2 separate regions of the Homo sapiens genome follow, and region 2 is linked to region 1. Evidence: read pairs that join two places in POLR2A ChIA-PET (ENCODE). Cell type or tissue: PC-3. All regions are shown on one strand.

Evidence for each region. Peaks named below come from ENCODE experiments on the same cell type or tissue, not always from the same donor. Only the 100,000 strongest peaks of a DNase experiment are listed, where the experiment ranks them.
Region 2: POLR2A ChIA-PET joins it to region 1 with 9 read pairs; 1 of 35 experiments calls an interaction of 5 or more read pairs at or near these places.

What each region holds. Positions count from the first base shown.
Region 1 is chr6:45,043,693-45,046,192 of GRCh38, reverse strand. The region is part of intron 3 of SUPT3H (SPT3 homolog, SAGA and STAGA complex component); the gene reads left to right. Among named protein-coding and RNA genes, the nearest start is that of MIR586, 150 kb to the left of the region's middle. In PC-3, no CTCF peak of the experiment used is centred here; a DNase peak (open chromatin) is centred at 1,112; H3K27ac peaks cover 879 bases.
Region 2 is chr6:45,542,313-45,544,812 of GRCh38, reverse strand. The region is part of intron 7 of RUNX2 (RUNX family transcription factor 2); the gene reads right to left. Among named protein-coding and RNA genes, the nearest start is that of RUNX2-AS1, 33 kb to the left of the region's middle. In PC-3, no CTCF peak of the experiment used is centred here; a DNase peak (open chromatin) is centred at 1,132; H3K27ac peaks cover 1,576 bases.

The DNA.
Region 1 (2,500 bases):
GGGAAAGGTTATTTATAACAAATGGTGCTGAAGCAACTGGGTATCCATGTGGAAAAACAATCTCAATCCTTTCTTCGTGCCATGTGCAAATATTAAAATAGCTAAAATTATTAAACTTCTAGAAAAATGTGTAGGAGAAAACCTTCACCTTAAGAATGAGAACAAGTCAAGGATGCCCCTTTCACCAAATATCATGACCTCAGTTAGACAGACTTCTTAGATAGAACATAGAAAGCATGAAGAACAACAAAAGAAAAAGTGATACATTGAACTTCACCAACATTAAAAAACTTGCACTCTGAAAGATACTGTCAAGAAAATGAAAAGGCAGCTTACAGGCAAAAAATATTTGTGATGCATATATCTGACAAAGAATTTGCCTTTAGAATATATACAGTACTCTTTATTAATCAGTAATAATGTGACAAAGAATCCAATGATAAACAGGTAAAAAAACTTGTATAGACACTTTATAAAAGAATATATGTGAATGACCAGTAAGCACATGTGAAAATATTGGAAGCTCTGGCCAGGGCAATCAGGCAAGAGAAAGAAAAAAGGATATTCAAATAGGAAGAGAGGAAGTCATATTGTCTCTGTTTGCAGATGACATGATTCTGTATTTAGAAAACCCCAGTGTCTTAGCCCCAAAACTCCTTAAGCTGATAAGCAACTTCCACAGTCTCAGGATAGAAAATCAATGTGCAAAAATCACAAGCATTCCTATACACCAACAATAGATAAGCAGATCTGCATTTACAACTACATGACTACATCCCATGAACAAGGTAGTTTGGGGTTATGACAGTATTTTAGAAGAATTTAGAGGTCTTAATACTTTGATGTTTTTGGCTTGAAGGACAGTGTGTTCCCCCAACAAAAAGATGAAGTTCCTGAGGAGGAAGCAGTTTCATTTCTTATAACGGTAGTTCTCAAAGTATGGTCCCCATAGACCACTGATGGTCTTCTAGGATTCTCTGGGTGGTCTTCCAGCTGGTTTCTTGAAATTCTAAGGTTTATAATATGACAGTATCTGTAGTCTGTTTTATGGCATGGATTAATAATTTACTTGTGACATTTCTTAAGTATTTTTTCAGATGCCATTCTTCCCATGAGTCATGATGAGGTTTCTTTTCAGTGACATAGTGGGTATAGATGGAGTTGGTCACTCTTTTTTCCTCTCGTGAAATAATCCACAATATGAAATTGAGAACTGCTACCTTAGAGATGTCAAACTATTTATATGATTAAAGCTTTGAGAAAGTCCTTCACTGACAATTTGTAACACTAAAATAATTTTTATTTTTTAACTGAAATCCCAGTTTGCATGCTTAAAATTGACTCCTCAGTTGGCCAGAGAGAAGTGGCTTTATTCTAAAACTGGAAGAGATCCCATCCAAGAATCTAAGACCTAAGAATCTAAGATAACACTTTGAGTTGAAAGCGTAGGGTCACCTGGCCTGAAACCCAGCAGGCCTGGATTTATTTCTGATTCCATCACCCAGTAACCATGAGACCTTGATCATGTTATATTCCATCTCTCAAGCTATTTTTAGCAGTAAAATTTTAAAGTATTTGTTTTACCATAATTAAATTCCTGGTATAGTGCCTGACTCATTCATTCAATAAGTAATATATTGACTGTCTCTTCTAATGATAGCTGTTTGGATGCATAATAAGGTAAGATGTGATTCCTGACTACAAGTGATTTACAGATAAGTAGTGGAGGTAGAAAAGGAGATCTAGCCTAACATTACAGTGCTATCACCTATTCCCTAGTGCTGTAGATACCCTGAGAACCAGGGGATTAGGGGTTTCCCCGAGGATATGAAACCTGAGCTGAGTTTCAAAGGTTGAATAGGAGTTAGCTAGACAAAATTGGAAAGATTATTCCAACCTGATAAAGGATTCAAAGGCATACAAAGCAGGATTTGTGTAGAGAACTCAGCCCTGCAGTGAAAAGTGCATAGGGGCGAGGTTGGAAATGATAATAGAGATTGGCACAGAGGCTTAAGAAATCAATGAATGGACACTACCATTAGCATTAACACTGCACTGCCTCTACTACTACTGCTATTTTATTAGCAGCATTAGCATTTTAGATGTTTAGGTAAATGGGAGGGAACTGTAGTAGCTTAATTTGAATAAATAATTCAGCCCACTTTGTTACAAATGAAAGTATAGGAAAAATGTATTTTTCTTGACTTACATACCTGAAATTAATAAATTCTGTTAATATGGTGTACATTTCTGAGTTTCTCATTTTTAGAAAGGCAGTAAGGGGTTCTTGAAAGCCCTGAGTTGTTTGTAGCTTCAGTTCATTTAGTTTTATTCATAGTGAGTAAAAGCTGAATTTCAATCTCTACCATGCCCCAACAATTATAAATTTGAAATTAGTGAAAGCTGAATTAATGTGGTTTCATCAAATAGTAATGGTGCATAGCTATAATCAGATCATATTTATTTGTGAATTTCTTTCCTTTTTTTTCAGCCTTTAATA
Region 2 (2,500 bases), 500 kb before region 1:
GCTTGTGCCCTGCCTCGTACAATACAGAGGCCAAATGGAGGCCACAGACGTTCCTCAGGCAGCCTCTGCATTGCAGGGCATCCAGGTGACCTTGAGCTGGCAGAACTAACAGCGATGGGCAGGGCACTTCTGTATGCATTAAGTTCAATATTTAGATCATATAAGAAGAACCAGAATAATGTGAACAGCGTGTATCAGAAAGAAGTCGCACTTAAAACGCCAACGTGTGCCCCCTGCAGAAGTATGGAGTTCACACAGATAGACATGTTAATGTAAAAACTGCTTCTTAGGTGTATCTGTACTTAAAATACACTGCAGTAATAATTACAATTCCGTATGGTTTCACTTATTTTGATGCAGAAGCCTCATTAAAACTCTTTATGTGGGGCCCTGGCAGTAAACTCCAATATGGTTTTGAATTTACCCCTCCCCACTCCTTCCTCTCAATTTTACCTGATACATTTTGCTGATGTTTTTATTGCCCATCACATGCCAGGATCACTGTACCTTTTTGGTTTATAGATGCTAGCTAACACAAAATGACATTTGTTTTTCAATTAATGAGCTCTGGTTATGGTTTATAGAAAACAATGCAACAAATTTCCGCTAGGTTTACAGTATTTTAACCAATCACTTCTAGGCATTTGAGTCTTAATGTCTTGAGAATGGACTCTTTCTTGATAAAGAGCGCTAATGTTGACTTGAAAGGGATTATAGGATGATTTTTCAACTTACAAACAATAGAATTTTCTGGAATTTGCTTAGTCACTTTATGTTACCAAGAAATGTTCCTGAAACATTTTGCAACATGTTCTCTAGGAAGAAATAGTAACAATTTGCTCTAGTACCATACGAGATCCCTTATAAAATAATCATGATAAGGTGGTGGGAGAAATCCTAAACTTAAAAGAAAGACTATAAACTCCTTCCTAATCTTCAAATTTTTAAATAATAATAGTTACAGAAGCAAATAATATCCTTAAATTTTCTTTCATTGAATAAGGTTGTGTCTGTGCTTCCAATGTCTGTTTTGTACATGAACTCAGGTTTTCTTTTAGAACCCCTGCTTGGGCTATTTTGACATTGTATCCTAAACTAGTCATCCTTGTGTCACCAACCACATTGTAGCCACAAACTTACCAACATAGAACTAACTGGATGTTACATCAACTAAAGTAAGCAAAATATAAGTTTGACTTATTAAGAGTCCATATTATGAAGGCCTAGAGTTCTAAAAGCAGTGCAACCCCAATCTGATTTTCTAAATATAAAACCAAAGCTCAGCCACTCCCCCAGTGATATGCCTGGTACGCTCAGAGCTCCCAAGAGCCAGTTTAAAACTCATGACTACAACTTACTGGATAGATAAAGCCAAAGGTGGTTTGGGGACCTTTTTAAAATAGCAAGGAACAACTTGCACAAGTCCATTCTTTTTGCTGTTATCCATGTTATCTCCTCCATATACAAAGTACATTCGGCTATTAGGCTTTGCTGAACAGTGGAGAAGTTGAGAGTGCTATAGCCAACACTAGATCACTTGGTGCGAAGAGTTTCAAAATGGTATGTGCCTACATCTTCCTGGGGGACTGCCAGGAGTTACTAGAAGCCCAAGATAATCATCGTGCATTTTCCTGATGGGTTGGTTTTACTCAACTTGGGGAAAATAATACACTATACAATAAACATGAATATGATGTGGAGGAGAGTGCAACATTTATGTGAATTTTTAGATAAATAAAAAATGACTTCAACAAAATTTTGCTCTTGTAAAGCTTTAGGCTATGATCCGAGATCCCCCAAGGTACTCAAATACTCCTTTATGCTGGTTGAGGAACTCTGATGGAAAAGTCTAAACTCTTAATTTGCTGCTTAGGTAATGCAAATCTAACCCCTGTTTGACAAATAGGAAAGCTGGTATCTAGAGAAAAGAAGCCATTTACTCAATATCACAAAATCACAGCCACAGCTAGACAGACCTCTTTGACTTCTAACAAAGGATATGCTATCTTAGTTACCCTTAAGGAATTTGGTTAACATGATCACAGGTCTATCTACATACACATACACACCTGCTATCTTAGAAGTTGATTTGCCTAAATGAAAAATACTCAAAATATCTCAAAATACTTAAATTGACTCTTCTACTGCCTAAGTGTTGCCCCAGTGAGAGTTCCTATCTTTGGGATATTATTAATAACTCTTTTAGGCCTTGTTGATCTAATCTGCTAAATAATGGGCAATTAGTTTGGTTGCTCAGGGCAACATGTGAATGAGACCAAGGTCAAGGGTATGATCCCCTTAGGACCTGCTGGCTTCCTACAGATGCATTTCATTCCAAAACTGCTGTCTACACCCCTAGCCAAAGCCAAACAGCTTGCAAACAAATGTAGCTGTCATAAAAAGAGCTGCAAGAACTTTGCTCATTAAAATAGTAACAGCAGCGGCAGCAGCAATTTTTCACAACCTAATATACACAGGAAAGAATATATTAATAACATTT